2 separate regions of the Homo sapiens genome follow, and region 1 is linked to region 2. A link is an interaction called in ENCODE POLR2A ChIA-PET data of the cell type or tissue named here. Cell type or tissue: IMR-90. All regions are shown on one strand. Links, peaks and the distances in the headings refer to the core of each region. The heading gives the core; the rest is flanking DNA.

Evidence for each region. ChIA-PET counts read pairs that join two places held together with the same protein. Peaks named below come from ENCODE experiments on the same cell type or tissue, not always from the same donor. Only the 100,000 strongest peaks of a DNase experiment are listed, where the experiment ranks them.
Region 1: POLR2A ChIA-PET joins it to region 2 with 17 read pairs; 4 of 35 experiments call an interaction of 5 or more read pairs at or near these places.

The regions. Positions count from the first base shown.
Region 1 is chr6:4,888,545-4,898,718 of GRCh38, reverse strand. It overlaps CDYL (chromodomain Y like), which reads right to left. Exons shown (of 7, transcript NM_004824.4): 2 at 6,340-7,006. LOC105374897 (a long non-coding RNA gene) reads right to left here and starts at 6,333. Exons shown (of 2, transcript XR_926412.3): 1 at 1-6,333. In IMR-90, for the core only: no CTCF peak of the experiment used is centred there; no DNase peak of the experiment used is centred there.
Region 2 is chr6:4,755,786-4,765,959 of GRCh38, reverse strand. It overlaps a transcript of CDYL not described here. Among named protein-coding and RNA genes, the nearest start is that of CDYL-AS1, 15 kb to the left of the region's middle. In IMR-90, for the core only: no CTCF peak of the experiment used is centred there; a DNase peak (open chromatin) is centred at 9,489.

The sequences.
Region 1 (10,174 bases), core at 1,251-9,250, 130 kb before region 2:
TGCCTGAAACTCTGCACTAGAATCCTTAAGCACACGCAGGTTTGCGGACCACTATGCTCACTCTGAGGAACTGAGGAACCCACCTGCTGCTGGGCATCACATCATTCTGCCTGAGGATACCTATTAAATGCTTAGAAAGGAGGGAGGCTGTGCATCTACATGTCTCAAAGGACTACTCCCCTCTCGTTTGATTTCTAGCTTCTGGACCCTTTCCTTGTGTAAGTGGGTTTGCTCTTGAAAAGAATAAGCAAGATAACACATGTGGAAGCCTCTAGCATGGACCCACTATACAGGACATGTCAATCATTTGTGGGGTTTCAAACTGAAATCTTTCTTGATCAAACCCTCAAACACACTTCTAATTGCCTGTTTGCTGTAACTTGACTTCAAATGTCTTCTCTTTTCAAGTGGAGGTTTCCTGCTGTGGCCCCAGGGAATAGCTGCTACCTCTGGGCGCTGGTCTGGGCACTGCTGCCTTTTCGTTTTTTTTTCTTTTTGAGACAGGGTCTTGCTCTGTGGAATAGGCTGGAGTGTAGTGGTGCAACCATAGCTCACTGTAGCCTTGATTTACTGGGCTCAAGCAATCCTCCCACCTCAGCCTCTTAAGTAGCTGGGACTACAGGGGGCATGTAGTCACCATGCCTGGATTTTTTTTTTGGTGGAGACGCAGTCTTGCTCAATTGCCCAGGCTGGAGTGCAGTGGCGTGATCTCGGCTCACAGCAACCTCTTGCCTCCTGGGTTCACGCCTTTCTCCTGCCTCAGCCTCCCGAGTAGCTGGGACTACAGGCACCTGCCACCACGCCTGGCTAATTTTTTTTGTATTTTTAGTAGAGACAGGGTTTCACTGTTAGCCAGGATGGTCTTGATCTCCTGACCTCATGATCCGCCCGCCTTGGCCTCATGCCTGGATAATTTAAAAAAAAAAAACAAAAACCTTCAAAACCTAGGAAAATAGTTATTTTTATGAAGATGGGGTCCTTACTATGTTGCCCAGGCTGGTCTCAAACTCCTGGCCTCAAGCTATCCTCCAGCTTCAGCTTCCCAAAGCGCTGGGATTACAAGTGTGAGCCACCACACCTGGCCTGGTCTCCTGATTTGTTAATCTTCCCTGGGGTTAAGTTCTAATTTCTGAGACTAAATCATAAAAGGCCCTAGAAAGCCCTGGGGCTTCTTCCTAGAGGGCAGCTGTGCCTCTTATACTTCCCTGATAATCACAGAGGAAAGGGAGATGGATCATCTACTCATATTCTTACTGAGAGGAAATCACACTCCAGCTCCTCAGAAGCAGCCAGGTTTTCCTCAACACTTTCTCTTAGGAGTTTCCTTTGGTTGAAATGCTCATGAAATGCAAGGTGTGCTAAGGTATTAATATTTCCTCAGTCATTTTCCTACTAGGTCTGTTGGCTTCAATATGAAATCCAAAAGCCAACCCTATGTCACAACACTGATAAGGTTTACACCTATTTGTTTTAAGTTTGCTAATAGCATTTTCTGAAATTTCATACTTACGGAATGATGATGAATTATATGTTTGAATCCATGAAAGGACAAAGTTACGATAATCCAGTTTTTAAAAGCAATTACTTCTTTTGTAGGATTAATTCATTAGGGAATTAAAAGAGCAAGAAATTACCATTAAACATTGATAGAGAGAAAGAAGACAGCTAGCTGCATCACCTAAATTTTAGAATTTCTCACATTTCTGAGTGAAATAATATATTCATTTAAGCCTTTGCGTCATACTTAAAATAATTAAAAAGCAAACACATATATGGTTATTCTATAAAAGTGAGTGTGTGTGAAAATACTCCAGAAACATTCATTCTTTGGGTTCACAGATATTCAAATATCTGTGGTTTTTGGTGGCAAAAATATTCCTTCAGTATATGATTAATGTTTTGAATGATGGTTCGTTTCCCAATGACTCCACCAGTATCTACTTCAATTAGTTTTAGAAAAACAAATCAGTTTCTTTACGTAGCTCTAAAATTAGTCTAGAAAGTAAAAACAAACAATGGCTTAAAAAGTGTCTGAGTGTGGACCAACAGCCTAACAGAGCTTCAGCGCGGCTTCTCCTCATTCAGGAAGCATGTGCCAGAGGGCGAACGAGGGCTTTCTGGAATGTCTGTGTTTCTGGCCATATATGTTGTTATTTCAATAGCATTTCTCCCCTCCTGCTCTCCTTCCCTCCTCTCTGAGCAAAAGACCCAGGCCACAAATGACTCCTTACAACAACCCTTGTCTTCCATGCGCACCCATTCTACTGGAATCACTCCATCCACAAGTACTTGCAGAGCACCGACTACACGGCAGGCACCATTCTGGGCACAGTTCGATTTAGTCTGGAAAAACAAAATGCTTTCTTGGAGCTTACGATCTAGCAGAGTATAACAAAGCTCTTCTCTGCACAGGTACCAGGGCAGCGACAGAACTGACCCTCCCAAATCCACAGGAGGCCTGCTGTCAGGGGCTCCACCAGCTTTGCAGTTGCTTTTCTTCCAGAAAGACTTCCTCCTCGTTAATCTGCAAGCCTGATTTAGATCAAGGCCGCAGGGGATGTCATTCACCACTGTCCTAAAAATGCTCCCTAACAGCTTCTATTTTCCTCTAACTAGTGATTATATTCTCAGCAGTATACAGGGGTCAGGGCTGATCTGACCAGCGCCCAGGCAGAAGTGAGAGAGGGGTAGAGATCATAGCTTTGGAGAAAAATGATGGTGAGGGCCTTGGAAAAATACTGTCATTCCCAACCCAACCTCCCAACTCCGCACAACAAGGTAAAATAATTTAAGATTCTATGCTTACACATCCCTTTTGGTTTAACCAATGCCACATGTGTGGATGGATGTTTTTTAGAAAGGAAGTCACTAAATCCTCATTTAAATGGAAGCTATTATTATCTTCCTTATATAAGAAATATAAAGGAATGAAGGTTCTTGTTGCGAATTGTTTCACATGTGGTGAAAGCGCAATGTGGATCTGGCGAGGGCTGCAGTTCATTTTGAAAGAACTAACACACGAGAGGGAACCAGCAAGATCGCATTGGAGGTGGTCTCCAACCAAAACTGGACGTGCGGGTTAAGGACTAGAGCTCTTAACCTTGTTGGCTCGAAGTTTTGAAAATCAAGGGTTCTCAAAACAAAAAATGTGTGTATATATATACACACACACATATACACATATATGTATACATGTATATATACATATATACGTATATATGTATACATGTATATATACATATATACGTATATATGTATACATGTATATATGCATATATACGTATACATGTATACATGCATATATACGTATACATGTATACATGCATATATGCACATATATACATACATGCATATATGCACATATATACATACATGCATATATGCACATATATACATACATGCATATATGCACATATATACATACATGCATATATGCACATATATACATACATGTATACATGCACATATATACACATCTGTACATATATGTATCTATACACATATGTACATATATACTCATGTATACATATATACACATATATACATACACATATGTACATGTATGTGTATAGATACATATACACACATGCACATATATATGCATATAGATACATATACACACATGTACATATATGTGCATATAGATACATATATACCCATATGTACATGTGTATATAGATACATATATACACATACATACATATATGTATAAACATACACACAAGTATACACATATGCATACACATATACACATACGTATATATACACATGCATACACATATACACACATACATATGTGTATATATACACACGTACGTGTGTATATATACACACACATACACATGTGTGTATATACACATATACACACACACACACACACACACGACTTTTGTGGACAAAAAAGGGGGCTCACAGATCTATGGCCTCCTAAGAGCAGAGATCAGGTATCCTCTCTGTAAAGAGCCAAGTAGGTCAGATGCAGTGGCTCACGCCTGTAATCCAGCATTTTGGGAGGCCAAGGCAGGTGGATCACTTGAGGTCAGGAGTTTGAGACCAGCCTGGCCAACGTGGTGAAACCCTGTCTCTACTAAAAATACAAAAATTAGCCGGGATTGGTGGTGGAAGTAAATGAATGGATAGCTCCATTCATTCATAGTAATGGATGGTTAGCTGTGTTCCAAGAAAACTTTATGTGTGAACACAGAAATCTTAATTTCTTATATTTTCACGTTAGTAAATATTCCTCCCGATTTTTTTCTTTTTCCAAAATCAGGAAATGTAAAATCCATTCTGAGCTTGCAGGTCATACAAAACCAGGAGCAGGGCAGGGCCAAGCCCACGGACTATAGCTCATCAGTCCTTTTTGGTAGCACTACAGTCCAGCACCGTGCCTGGCCCCCAAGTCATCAATGAAGACGGAGGTGCTTATCTGTCCAGGAGGCAACAAGCAATGCTGGGAAGAACGCCAGGGAGGCACTAAGGCACGCGCTCTGGTTCCCCTTCTGGCTTCGGTTCTCTCCATGAACATCATCTTCTCTCTGGACTCGACTTCCCTAACTGCAAAATAGAGCGTGCTATTAAGTGAGTCCCTTCTACCTCTGAACTTCTCTGATCCCTCACATACAACTAAGTAAGAGAAAACTGTATCCATGAGGTCAAACAATATAGGAAGTCAAACCTGCAAACAAGTTCACAAGCTCCAATGAAGCCGGAAAAGGCACCGTTTGGGTCAAGTGTGTATCTGAAAAACATTGGCAAGATGGCAATTTCCTGTCAAAGGGAGACCCCAGATTTCAGTTCATATTCCACTTTTTTGCTACACAAGGGCCTGGGCCGAGGAGAAAACCTGTTGAATGCACCAAAGCAGGACGGTTAGAATGTCTTAGTGAACACTTCGCTTTAGAGGAAAGTAGCTCCCCAAACAAACCAACACCATTGTATTTTGTTTGCTATTATTCTACTGAGCTTGGGTTGGAGGAGACACACACAGGTAAAGAGACGGAGTCTCTTTTTTTTTTTTTTTTGGGAGACGGAGTCTCACTCTGTCACCCTGGCTGGAGTGCAATGGCACCATCTCGGCTCACTGCAACCTCTGCTTCCTGGGTTCAAGCGATTCTTGTGCCTCACCCTCCTGAGCAGCCGGGATTACAGGTGCGCGCCACCGCGCCTGGCTAATTTTTGTATTTTTAGTAGAGACGGGGTTTCACCATGTTGGCCAGGCTGGTCTCGAACTCCTGACCTCAAGCGATCTGCCCTCCTCGGCCTCCCAAAGTGTTGAGACTACAGGCATGAGCCACCACGCCCGGCTAAAGAGACAATTTTAAGACTACAACTCAGAAGGGAGAGAGAGGAGAGGGCCAGGTGGTGGGGGCCCCTGAGCAGATGGAGAGGAAGGGACCACGTGCGGCCCTGGTGCTGACAGAGAGAGCGAGCCAGAGGGCAGCGGAGCGCCAGGTCGCAGACACACAGGGCACACCTGCTACTGAAGGCAATGGGGTGGGGGCACCAGTGGACACCACCCTCGTCCAAGAATGACTGAAAAGGGATGGGAGCTGTCAGAAGGCAGGAAGCAGGAAGCCCTATTAGAAAGCTCCAGCAGGTGAGAAGTCATGAGGCCTCGTAAGAGAAAACTGTGGCCGGCACAGTGTGGCAAGTGAGGAGAAGGAAGCCACCCATGTGAACTCCCAGTTGTGCTGTCCTGGGAGATGGACAGGTCATGGCACAACCAAGGCAGCTGCAGAACCCAGGAGCGGGGCTGGGGATGAGAGTAAAACAGAGGACACCACCGGTGCCAGGCAGACTGGGCTCTGACGGGGGAAGCAATGGCACCTGCACTGCCGATCACAACAGAGAAACGAGCCCGGCTCCCAAAGGCTCTGCTGGGTTAGCAACGCTCCCACTGAAAGGCATTCCTGGGTATTCACACAGATGAGCAAAATAAGAACCTGCACTTCTGTATCAATGCTGGCCACACTTAGAAGAAAACGCTTAACACGAGACAAGACTCAGCACTTCAGAGGTGAAGAAAGGTAGACAGCTTCAGAAACTTGCTGTAAAAACTTATCACCTAATAACCTAGTTAGAGGGAGATACTGTTTAAAGCAAGTCAGTGTGGTAGCACAGTCTGTGGATGGCGAATTACACAGAAAAAACTAGTTGCCGAATTAAGAGAAATATCAAAGGCTTCCAGCGAAGAAAGGAGAAGGCGAAATCTCTGCAAGGCTCCAGCAGATGCCGTGAGAAGCCCCGGACTCTGCCCAGCTCAAGGCCTGATCTCTAGAGAAGGACCCGAGCCCTCTGGGATCACCACGGAGCCTGAGCAGCTCCCTAGACACTCACCTTTCCCGTTAACAGCTAAGCCTGTGGCCATGGCTGCAGTCACAGGGCCGGGCACCTGAGGCACTAGTGGGTGTATCCTGGGCCTGCTCCCCATCCTGGCCCTCTCGGCACCGGGGCCCAATAAAGCTCCGACCGGCTTTTCCGCTGCCACTTCGGGTGCCACTGTGTCCTCCTGACCCTGCTCGACGGGGTCCAGTTTCTCAGGGCTCTCGCTCTGAAAGCCGTCCACTGCGGTCCTGCTCTTAACGGGGCTTTTAGGCACGAGGATCTTGATACCTGACTTCGCTAGGTCCATGTTCTTCCGGCTGGAGAGAGATGGAGCTGTGTTCTTCCTGAACTTCTGGCTGGCAGCAAACAGCTGGCTGTTTTTGGATTCGTGGTCTTTCCCAATCACGAGTGCCTTAGGAGAGGTCTTAGAAAAGTTGCTGTTGGTGGATCTGGAGATTTGTTTCCTAGCATTGTTGGGAGAGGTCCTGTTTGTTCTGGTCAATGTGCTCTCCTTCTGCTTCTCCGTGTGGCGTCTGTTGAAGTCGTGGATGTATTCCTCACAGTTCACGAGGTGCTGTTCCGGCTCCCAAGTGTCGTCCTCGCTGTCATAGCCTTTCCACCGAACCAAATACTCTGTCTTCCCTTTTTTATTTTTCCTTTTGTCAACAATCCTTTCAACCTGTTCATAAAAGGAAAAAAATAGTTTTAAAAAAATCAAAATTTGGGGGGAAAAGTGCAAGTTTCATTAGGAAACATCAAAAATAGCAAAAACCACAATAGATGATAAAATGATCTCTTCTGCAACCTCAATAAAATAGTAATAGGCCATTTGGGTTGTGGACAATTTCCCTGAAAGTAAGTCAAACAAGATGCTAAATTTTTATGCTGAGAACGTGTGGATATGCATTAGGTGACTTATGTTTCTTGTGACTGAAAGGGGCTCTCTGCTATTTCTGTGTTGAAGCCTGACCACCGAGTTGGTTTCCACACTCATGGCTGGAGCAGCTCGAGGCATCTGCAGCTGTGCCTGGTCATCCCAGGGTTCCAGCAGCGGGCACCCAGGCAACAGCCTGGAGTGGTGACAGCAATGAGCTACAAGGCGCTGAGAACCTTCTGTGGTGTGAAACTGCCATCAAAGAAACATATGATCTGTATCACAAGTATCATTCAGAAGCACTCAATTAAAACTAAAAAGGTCAACAGAGAACATCATACTTGATTGTAATAAAACAGTCTAGAGCGATCAGGTTATTTTCAAATCTTGGTTTTAATTAATTTTACACTAACATCTTTCAATGGAGATGCTGTTAATCATTGAAATGGATGACCAATACATTTTGGATCAAATTTATCAATTCACACAACCCTGCCTTGTAAGCACGTTTTATCACCGTGACAAATTCTACTACCTTAACATCTGAAGCGTAAATGGAAGAGAGATCTTCCGCTACTCACATGAACGAGAGTTATGTGACACAGTGCCTCCATACGTTACTGAAGAAATACCTAGAATCTGTTATTACATCTGCAGTTACTATAAAAGCATCAGCTTGCATCCTGGGGGCAGCATGTGACTCTGTATCTTGTGGGCAGAGGCCTACAGCCACGGAGTGGCTCTTTAATTAAGAACGCAAAGGTCTGCACCTATCAATTATTAAGAACGTCAGTACATTTCTGGCAGTTAGAGGTAGGTCAGGCGAAACTGTGGCATGCCTGGTTCTCTAACATCCCCAAATACTCGAGCCTAATGAGTAGAAGTGCTGATGATCGTAGAGAACGGGAGAATACCCCATCCCCATCATTTTCTCTGCTCTCAAAGAAATAAAAAACTCTCCAGTATATCTACTTGAGATATAGAAAACTGAAGCCCTTAACTACTGAACAGCCTAAAATTAAATACATATTATTGCTTCTGAGAAAAAAGGATTAGGAACAGCAAGACCTTAGCTCATCACAGGGCCGATTTCACGTCTGACAGATCTCCACAGAGTCAGAATTAACGTCAGGTCACCAAGGGCGAGTCCACGCGGTCCGTATCATAGCAGGGAAAGCTCTTGAAAGCGATTTTTCCCTTGCTCCTTCACTTGTGAATAGTTGTGTATGAGGGTGTATTTCAATTTAAGTAAAAGACATATTTCTGGAAAAGTCCACATAGATGACGTTTTTGCAGAAATAGTTTAAGAGTTTTAAAAGAAAAGGGGCAATGAGATTATGTCTTGTAGGAAAGCTATGTTTAATGTTCCCCCTGCCTCCTGCCCAACCCACCTTAAATCAATGTCCACTCCAGAAGCGGGCAGTATACTAAACCAGAGTATTCCCGTTTGCTTTCCTCTGTTTCCTTAGAGCCGAGGCAGGAGCCTGGTGGAGCACACTGCTTTTGTTTCCCCTCCCTCCTTAACCATGTACCACTGGTTCCCCCAGGGCCAGCATCCCTGGGGACCTGCTGCTGCCAGGCCCCAGGCAGATCCTGTCCCTCCCTCCTCAGGAAATTGAGCAAAGAGGAAGAGCAACAGTAGCCTCCGCAGCTAACGGTAGGTGTGTGCTCCGTTTTTAGGCATACTCAGTGGCCAGACTGAGTATACATAAGGAAGTCATAGTGGACACATTAGACCAGGAGTTGGCAAACTTTACATAAACTGCCAAAGAGTAAATGTTTTAGGCTTATGGGTCATCTGGTCTCCCAATCACTTAACCCTGTTCTTATAGCAAGGAAGTAGCGAGACACAATATGTAATGAATGAAATGGCATTAAACAAAGACAAAAACAAAAAAACCCTCTATCTATGGACACTAAAATTTGAATTTTATAACTCACACATCATAAAATATTATTATTCTTTTGATCTTTTCCAGCTAGTAAAAAAATGTGGGCCGGGCACGGTGGCTCACGCCTGTAATTCCAGCACTTTGGGAGGCCAAGGCGGGCGGATCACGAGGTCAGGAGTTTGAGACCAGCCTGGACAACATGGTGAAACCCCGTCTCTACTAAAAATACACAAAATTAGCTGGGCATGGTGGTGCACACCTGTAGTCCCAGCTACTCAGGAGGCTGAAGCAGGAGAATTGCTTGAACCAGGAGGTGGAGGTTGCGGTGAGCCAAGATCGAGCCACTGCACTCCAGCCTGGGCGACAGTGCAAGACTCCGTCTCAAAAAAAAGAAAAAAAAAAAGGTATGAAAACCATTCTTTGAGTTAACCGGCAGGCAGCCATAGCTTGAGATCTCAGCATCAGACTGTGAAGGAGCAATAAGACATCCAGGGGCAGGCAAACTGCTCCATTAATTATTGTGATGGAAACATTATGCAAGTCTGACAAGGAGATAACTCTGCACCCAACAACAGCAGAATATACATTCTTCTCAAGCACACACAGGATACTCGCCAGCACAGACCATATGCTAAGTCTTAAGATAAGCTCAGTACATTTAAAAGGATTGCAATCATGCAAGTTCTATCTCCAAATGGGGATGATACTGAAAATAACAAAGAAGTTGGGAAAATTCATAAATATGCAGAAATTAACCCATGCTAAATAATCAATGGGCCACCTCCCCCCAAAATGTCTCAAGAGAAGTTGGAAACCACAACATACCAAAACTTATGGAATACAGCAAAAGCAGTGATGGGAGGGAAATTTCTACCAGTGAACACCTACACTAAAAAGAAGAAAGACCTCAAATCAATAACCTAACCCTTTATCTTAGGACACTGGCAAAAAAGGAAACTAAACCCAAGGCAAGCAGGAGAAAAGAAACAATTTAGAACTTAATAAACTGAAAAGCAATATTTTAAAAGCAACACAACCAAAAGTTTCTTTTAAAAAAATTAACAAAATTGACAAACTTTTA
Region 2 (10,174 bases), core at 1,522-9,521:
TATGGTATGTCTACTCTATTTAATTACACTTCTATCATTATTATTTCCTTTGTTTTATTTGTTATTCATTTTCTAATTTCTTAAGATGACTTTGTTCAACAGGCATGGTGGCTCATGCCTGTAATCCCAGCACTTTGGGAGGCCAAGGTGGGTGGATCACCCGAGGTCAGGAGTTCGAGACCAGCCTGGCCAACATGGCAAAACCCCATCTGTGCTAAAAATACAAAAATTAGCCGGGTGTGGTGGCATGCACTTGTAGTCCCAGCTACATGGGAGGCCGAGGCAAGAGAATCACTTGAACCTGGAAGGCAGAGGTTGCAGAGAGCTGAGATTGTGCCACTGCACTCCAGCCTGCGCGACAGAGCAAGACTCTGTATCAAAAAAAAAAAAACGGGAAACAAAAAAGATGACTTTGTTCATTGATCTTCAGTCTTCTTTTCAAATGTATGAATTAAAACCTATAAATTCCCCTGCATCCCACAAGTCTTAATAGTTTGTATTTTTATTATTATTTAGTTGAAAATATGTTATAATTTCCATTGTGGTTTCTTCTTTGAGCCACATGTTATTAGAAAGATATTTTAAAATTTCAAAAAATAAGGATTTTCTAGTTATTTTTATTTGTCTTTTTTTTTTTGAGACGAAGTCTCCCTCTGTCACCAAGGCTGGAGTACAGTGGTGCGATCTCAGCTTACTGCAACCTCTGCCTCCCGGGTTCAAGTGATTCTCATGCCTCAGCCTCCCTAAGTAGCTGGGATTACAAGTGCCCACCACCATGCCTGGCTGATTTTCTGTACTTTAGTAGAGATGGGTTTCGTCACATTGGCCAGGCTGGTTTCAAACCCCTGACCTCAGTTAATCCACCCACCTTGACCTCCCAAAGTGCTGGGATTACAGGCGTGAGCCACCACACCCAGCCAATTTCTGGCTTAATAACATTGTAGTGAAAGAATATAATCTGTAGAATTTCAATCCTTTAAAATTTGTTAACACTTATGTCACAAAATTGCTTAAGTTTTATACATATTTTATGTGGTACTTCAAAAGACTATGTATTTTTTAGTTGTTATGCAGTGTTTTCTCTCTATTATATATATGTGTGTGTGTTTAATTTTGCTGTATTTTACTGTTTATGTTGTTCAAATATTCTATTAGTTACTGGGACAGGTGCATTAAAATATCCCAACATGACTATGAATTTGTCTAAGCCTTTCTGTGTAGTTTTTGCTTTGCATATTTTTAAACTATGTTTCTAGGTACATACAAGTTTAAAATTGTTATAATCTATCTGGTGAAGGAAGCATTTTGTCATTATAAAGACACCAATAATGCTTTTTACATTGTCTACTTTGATATTAAGATACCTACAACTGACTGGGTGCAGTGGCTCACGCCTGTAATCCCAGCACTTTGGGAGGCTGAGGTGGACAGATCATGAGGTCAGGAGCTTGAGACCAGCCTGACCACCATGGTGACACCCCACCTCTACTAAAAATGCAAAAATTAGCCAGGCGTGGGGGTGTGCGCCTGTAATCCCAGCTACTCAGGAGGCTGAGGCAGGAGAATCTTTTGAACCTGGAAGGCAGAGGCTGCAGTGAGCCGAGATCATGCCATTGCACTCCAGCCTGGGCAACAGAGCAAGACTCCATCTCAAAAACAAAAAACAAAAAATGAAAAAAAACCTACAACCAAATTTCTTTTGTGTTTGTATGATAGCTAAATCTTTCTCCAAATGTGTTTTTTAAACTTTCTGGATTCTTAAGTTTTACATGTCTCTTACAATTAACACTTTTATTTTTTAATCCAGTTTGATAATCTTTGTCTTTTAATTGGGATATTTAGTCCATTTACATTTAAAGTAATTACTGGTATGTGTAATTTTGATTCTACGTATAATTCTAGGTATTATTCAATATGTTCTATTTTTCCTACTTGTTCTGTTTCTTTTTCTTTCCTTCATTGATTTGTTCCAGACTGATTGAGAACTTTACAACAAATTTTTCTTTTTTGGGGTTGGGGGATGGAGTCTCACTCTGTTGCCCAGGCTAGAGTGCAGTGGCATGATCTCGGCTCACTGCAACCTCTGCCTCCCGGGTTCAAGTGATTCTCCTGCTTCAGCCTCCTGAGTAGCTGGAACTATAGGCACACGCCACCATGCCCAGCTAATTTTTGTATTTTTAGTAGAGATGAGGTTTCACTATGTTGACAGGGCTGGTCTTGAGTTCCTGATCTCAAGTGATCCGCCCATGTTGGCCTCCCAAAGTGCTGGGACTACAGATGTAAGCCACCGCGCCTGGCCCTACAAAAAAATTATTCTATTATTTTTCTCCTTATTACCTGGAAAGCCATATATTCCTTTAAAATATATACAGTAATAACCCTAAATATTAAGTGTGTCTTTTTCTTAACTAAATGTAATACCAATACTTTTATTTTTTTCCTGGACAAGAAACTTAGAACACTTTACACCATTTATTCCATGTCCTACTGACCCATGTTCCAACACCACTAATTCTATATTCCATCCTTATTGTTGCTTTGTGTTTTAATTCTTCATTTTAATTGCTAAAAATTATTATAATTATTGGCTTATGCAATCAATATTTATTTAGAGTCACCTACATATTTAACTCATTATTTTGTCCTTTGGTTTTTTTGTTTTGTTTTGTTTTTACTGTATCTCCAAGGCTGGATATTTTCCTTCTGCTATAAAAACATCTAATATTTGCTTTAGTTTGTCTAAAAAGTTATTTATTTTACCTTTTTATGGAAGGCTATATCAGCTGGTATAGAATTTCAGTGGCAATTTTCTTACTTTTGCTCAGTGCTTTTAGTATATTTTATAGTCTCCTACTTTCAATTGTTTCCATTGAGAAATCTGCTATATTTTTGCTCCTTTGAAGGTAATCTATCTTTCTTCTCTTGCTATTTTTACCATTTTCTCTTTGTCTTGGGTTTTCAGCAGTTTTACTATGATGTGTTTAGGTATTCGTTTGTGTATTTATCCTGGTTGGGTTTCCTAGGATTTATAGAGTCTTTGAATTATTTTACCAGCTTGCAAAATTTTGTCAGCCATTATCTCTTATTATTGCTGCTACCTCAGTCTCTTCTTCCCTTCTGAGTTTCCAATGAACGTATGTTACAGCTTTTCACTACAGTCCTATGCGTTGTATTATCATTTCTGATTTTTCTATTATTTTGTTTTTCTACTACATTCTGGGTACTTTCTCCTGATCTATCTTTTGGTTTACAAATTCTTGCTTTAATTGTGTCTCATCTGCTCTTAAACCTTTTTTTTTTTTTTTTTTTTTTTTGGTACCCTTTAATCTGGAATATCCTTTTGATTTGTTATTGAGTTTTTGTTGTTGTTGTTCTTGGTTGAAATTCTTAATCTTGTTGGATTTTTTTTTAATCTCTTTGACCTGAATAAGATCATTAGTTTGAAGTCAGTGTGCAAACTCTAACACCTGTAGCCTCTGTAGGTCTGTTTCTATTGTCTGCTGTATCTATTGATATTAGTTCATGTTATTTTACTCCTTGTGTGTCTGATTATTTTTTATTATGTGCCAGATATTGGATCTACAAAATGTAGAAATATATTTGAGGTCTGAGATGATGTTATATTTCTCCAGAGAGGATATGTTTGTTCCTGCCAGCTGCCTAAGTGCTCAAACACTAAAATGTCACCTAAAATCAATTTCATGGCTTGAAAGAATTAAAAGCTAAGCTGTAGTCTCTAGGGGTGCTTACTTCTGAATTACTCTTTTCCTTAAGGTCCTTCAGAGTTTTAATCCAGTGTGAGAAGAGTTCATCCACCAGGACTCCCATCCCTTGATGGAAACTGAGCACCAATCCCTGTCACCTTAGATCTTTGTGGCTTTCAAAATCATAACTCAGCATGTTGTTCTCTCCGCCTTCTGGTCTTGCTCACAGGGGAAAAACATACAGAAACTCCGGGCTCACCTCCATGGGCTTCCAAGCTTCCCCACCCTAGCTCAGTGTTTTTAAACATCTTATTAGTTCTCTACTGCTTTGAATCAGATTCTTAAAATGCTTTTCCCCCAGCTTTCTTAGTTGTCCTTAGCAGGAAGCTCAATCACACTTATTTAGTCTGCCATTACTGGAAATCTGATTTAACCTTTATGACAATTCTATAAAACAGATATTATTTCCATCTTACAGAGAGGAAACAGGTTGAGAATAATGAAAGAATGGGACCAATACAAATACAGCTTATTTTGCTAATTAGAGTAGGTGGTCTTTGGGTATTTGAATACTACCACATAAGTAGTCACCTTTAACAATTCTGGGGAAAGTGGGCCGGGCGTGGTGGCTCATGCCTGTAATCCCAGCACTTTGGGAGGCTGAGGCAGGCAGATCACAAGGTCAAGAGTTCAAGACCAGCCTGGCCAACATGGTGAAACCCTGTCTCTATTAAAAATAGAAAAATTAGCCGGGCGTGGTGGCGGACGCCTGTAATCTCAGCTACTCAGGAGGCTGAGGCAGGAGAATAGATTGAACCCGGGAGGTGGAGTTTGCAGCGAGCCGAGATTGTGCCATTGCACTCCAGCCTGGGTGACAGAGCAAGACTCAGTCTGGGGAAAAAAAAATCATGGGGAAAGTCACTCTCACCAAAAATATTTCTGTGATTGACCCTCTCATGGTACCTTATATTCCTATATTAAATTATCCCTCGAGATACAGCTTTGAAAGGATATGTTTAAAGATCTGTTTAACACATATGTAACTGGAGAGTGCTCAATCTTGGTCTTTATCTGCCGCCAAGAGCTTATCTCAACTGGCTCTCAGGTTGTAGAAATAGTTTTTATGAAGTGTGTACAATAGTTGGGAGCAAAAACAATTTTGCCACAGTTACTTTGAACATTTCTATAAAAGAGAGTCTTAGAGTAATATTATAACATAGTTGGAAATATAGTCAGAAGAGTGGGCTGGATCCTGGAGTTACGTAACACTTTGCATCAAATTGAGAACATGCTAAATTTCCACTACAAGGAATAGGACAAGGACAATAGACTTTATCTACGGGGGTTGGGATGCGGCTGGGAGTTGGGTTGGTTGAGAGAGAATCCCAGAAAAAAAAAAAAATCCCAGAAGGCTCACTGATTTATCTAGTTTTGTTTGTTGGTTTTCTGGCAGTTACTCTTATCTTTGACAGTTCTATCTATATTAAGCCCAGATTTCTCCCTTTCTACTGCAATTGTTTTAACCAAGTATTTTCCTTTCTTGTCAGGCTTCCTCTTGGTCCTTTTATGCCAATTTCCTCATAGCGTAGGTCCAGATTTCTCACTCTGAAGAGCTCTATTTCACATAGACCTTTTTCTAGGCAACAAATTCATGGCTTCTCCTCTGCTTCGGGAAGCCTTCCTCACCTTTCTCTATTCATCACCAACTCCACGAATATTCCTCTAAATGAGGCAAACTCTTTTCTGACCAATCCATGATGAACCAGTGTCTTTAGCATTCAGCACAAAGCCCATCAACTCTCACAGTCCTCTGAAAGCAGCATCAACATTTATTTATTCTTGGGCATACTTTCTACTTGGGTCATCATTTTTTTTTTTTTTTTGTATTGCTGTGCTATTCCTTGGGTATGTTTGAATGCATAACTACTCTTTGCTTTCAAGGGGGAGCTCCAAAGGGTGTCTTAAACAACAGTGCTTCGACCCTCTAAGCTCCCAGGATACAGGGAGTCAGCAACAATGATGAGGTCAAAATGCCATCCACTTTGGACTGGGGCATTCCTGCTATAAATATTTATGGAACACTGAGCTGAGGGATGTTCTTTCCAAAGTATAAGAGGATGTGGCTGTAACTCACTGAGGTCAGTTCATGGAGATAAAGGATTGTTTCAACCCCAGGTTGATGGACTAGCCTTAGCAGAAAAAAACAACAGACTTGCTTTTGAGAATAGGGGTAAAATGAAACTAATCTCTTCAAGGAAAATTACTGTAAAAGTCCTATAATTTCTTTTGTTTTTCTTTTTTCTTTCTTTCTTTTCTTTTCTTTCTTCTTCTTTTTTTTTTTTTTTTTTTTTTTTTTTTTTTTTTTTTTTTTTTTTTGAGATGGAGTTTCTCTCTTGTTGCCCAGGCTGGAGTGCAATGGCGTGATCTCGGCTCACTGCAACCTCCACCTCCTGGGTTCAAGCGATTCTCCTGCCTCAGCCTCCTGAGTAGCTGGGATTACAGGCACACACCCCCACGCCCGGCTAATTTTTGCATTTTAAGTAGAGACGAGGATTCACCATGGCCAGGCGGGTCTTGAACTCCTGACCTCAGGTGATCCACCCACCTCGGCCTCCCAGAGTGATGGAATTACAGGTGTGAGCCACTGCACCCACCAAGTCCTACAATTTCTAAAATGAGAAGATCAATGGGCTCTTTTAATTTAAGCACTAGGATCTACAAAGTTGCTAAAACTCAAAAGTTGGAAACAATTTTAATGTCTGATAGATAATCAGGACTAAGCAAATTATGGTATATCTGTATAGTAAAATATTATGTGGGCCTTAAAATTGACATTTTATATGATTTTAAATAAGATGGAAAGTGAATCTGTTTTAATATTAAGGTAAAGAATCTGAATAAAATGCACAAAGTCTCTTTGGAAAGATACACATATGAAAACTTTTAACAACTGTATTAATTTTGGTTAGGAAGAAAACTGTGTGATTGGCCGGGCGCGGTGGCTCACGCCTGTAATCCTAGCACTTTGGGAGGCTGAGGCGCGTGGATCACAAGGTCAGGAGATCGAGACCATCCTGGGTAACACGGTGAAACCCCATCTCTACTAAAAATACAAAAAAATTAGCCAGGTGTGGTGGCAGGCACCTGCAGTCCCAGCTACTCGGGAGGCTGAGGCAGGAGAATGGCGTGAACCCGGGGAGGCAGAGTTTGCAGTGAGCCGAGATCGTGCCACTGCACTCCAGCCTGGGAGACAGAACGAGACTCCATCTCAAAAAAAAAAAAAAAAAGAAAAAGAAAACTGGGTGATTGAGGTAGAAAGATCAGAAAGAGCCTCTTCACTCTATGTCTGTTTATTCTTTCCAAGCTTTAAAATATGTAAATATATTACATATTTTAAAGAAATTAAAATAAATACGTAAAATGAAGAATCAGGAAATATGTAGTATAGTTTCAACCGTACAAAAATATACATCGAAAAATATGTAGCAGGAACTATGTTAAAGTGTCAATTGTGACTTTTCTCTAGAATTATAGGGTTTTTATTCCTTCCTCTTATATTTTCCAGAATCTTCAGGTACACAAAGTGTTTTTTTGAGACAGAGTCTCTCTCTGTTGCCCAGACTGGAGTGCAGTGGCATGATCTCGGCTCACGGCAACCTCTGCCTCACGGGTTCAAGCGATTCTCGTGCCTCAGCCTCCCAAGTAGCTGGGTTTACAGGTGTTTGTCACCACTCTCAGCTAATTTCTTTTGTATTTTTAGTAGAGATGGGTTTTGTCACTTTGGCCAGGCTGGTCTCGAATTCCTGACCTCAAGTGATCCACCCGTCTCTGCCTCCCAAAGTGCTGGGATTACAGATGTGAGCCACCGTGCTGGCCACAAAGAGATATATATATATATATATATTTATTTATTTTCAAGACATGAGTCTTGTTCTGTCACCCACGCTGGAGTGCAGTGGCGTAATCTTAGCTCACTGCAACCTCTGCCTCCTGGGTTCAAGTGATTCTCCTACTTCAGCCTCCCAATTAACTGGGACTACAGGCATGAGCCACCACATCCTGCTATTTTTGTATTTTTAGTAGAGACAGGATTTCACCATATTGGCCAGGCTGGTCTCGAACTCCTGACCTCAAATGATCCACCTGCCTCAGCCTCCCAAAGTGCTGGGATTACAAGTGTGAGCCACTGCACCAGGCCACAAAGATATTTTTAATAAAAGTTAATTTTGTTTGAAAATAAGTAGAAAAAAATGAAATTAACAAATTAGGAAACTTGTTTTTAAAAAATTTTTACAGATGTATAGTTTATCATCCAGTTTCTTTCATTTAGTGATAAAGCCATCTTTTGGGAGGATTTTAATAAGTTTATTTACTTATTTTTATTTGACATGATGTTTCACTATGTTGCCCAGGCTGGTCTACAACTCCTAGGCTCAAGTAATCCTCCTGCCTCGGCCTCCCACAGTGCTGGGATTACAGGCATGAACTACCACACCTGGCTTAATAAAATTATTTTTAGCAAATAAAATTTACACAATGCCTTTTCTTCAAAAGTTATACGAAAAATAGAGTTTTCTTTTCATTTGTAGAAAAGACAGTTTTTCACTTAAATAATGAGGCATATTCTGCATTGAGAGTTAATAGAGTTGAATTCTCATATTGGGTCTGCAGTAGTAAGTTACATGATCTCGGACAAATAATTTAACTTCTGTAAGTCAAATAATTCTCAACTCTAAAACAAAGAGCTTGGGCTAGATTATGGTTTCCAAGCATTTGAGGTAATATGGATCTGTGACATTTTCAAAGCTATTGTGGAAATGAACATCAGTTTGCTAACTTGGTTTTGTTAAGAAAAGCCATGATAGAAATAACAAAAACCACAGCTACTGTCCTCTACCATGTATCATGACCATTGTTTTATAAAGCAAAGAAATGTTAACCCACACAAAAAGTAGGAGAGTCATAATTGCAAAATACAGAATAATCCTAACAATTGCATTACTTAGTTTAACCAAAAAACTCATTATAATAATGTTTTTCTCATTTTCTTGCAGACCTGTGTTTGGGCATCATTGGTTTAGATGACAACTATTTCAACACTAAAGTTATATTTCTAAATACAGAAATATCCAACAAACTTTTAAAAAATAGTTGGAGTTTATATTCTGTATATTTATTCATGTCAATCAGTTATAGGTACAATGGTGACTCATACCAATCACTTATGCTCACACAAGACTTGAAAAGACAGTGATACCCTTCAGTCATCAAATAACCACAATAGTTTTGCTTTTCAGTATACATGGATGGCAGGGATTGGCCTAAATTCTCTTGTAATAAGCTATGAACATCACAATAAGCTATAAGGTGACAAAAGTAACCCATATTATTAAAAAATTTGAACTTGACTGAATTCACACAGCTGATTGGATTGGAATTCATATATTCTTAATTTCAAAACCCATGTTCTTTTTATTATACCCTGTTGCCTCTATCAAAGTAATTTGCTTTCTTTGAATACTATATTGTTTGTAGAATGATTTACATGTAAACTCATTTCAAACATCTGAGAGATGTAGAAGATGGTTGTAATTCATTTTGCCCTCTAGGAATTTTAAAATCTGACCAAGGAGGCAAGATACACACACACACACACACACACACACACACACACATACACACGATAATTTTAATTACTACAATTACTACACAGGGCAACATATGCTTCTGCTGAATGAGTAACACAAATAATAAATACAGTAGGTAAACTTTAGAGGAAAGTAAAAACCACAGAGCCAACTCAGAGACTTGAGTTGGACATTTTAAGGGAAAGAGGTGGGAGGATATTTATTTTGAGAGGCAAGGCTGAGTGAGCAAAGTTTAGAAGGCAGAAAGTAAAATGCCTATTCCAAGCAGTGTGAAGAGAGCAAAAGAGTGGAGTGAATTTTATCAGCTATTGGAAAAGTAGGTTGGAGTCGAAATGTGGAAAGCTTAGACTGTCAGGGAAAGGACCTTAAGACATTGTATCAGCTGAAGGCTTCTGGTCAACTAGAGGACAGGGCAACTGCTGCCTTCTGAAAGGTTGTTCAGTGGCCATTCAGGGGAGGAGAATGTGCAAGGAGCTAAAAGCAGAAAGAGAGGGCAGAGATTTATTGGAGACCTTAATGGGTAAGTGTGTGAACTAGAGGAAGGAAGAAAGGAAAATCAGGACGAGGCAATATTACAGGACTTACAGATGGATTTGACAGGAGAAATAATAAGGAGGAGGGAAAAACCTTCACAATTTCAAGTTTCCATATGAAGGAGAATTACGGTACCATAGGCAAAAATAGGCATACAAGAAGAAAGTTTGTTACAGAGAAAATAAAAATAATTTAATTTTAGATATAATTTTTGGGAGACCACTTAACATGACACTTGAGTTCAAGTTTTGCAGTATACTTGCTGTGAGACAAGTATACTTTCTTTAC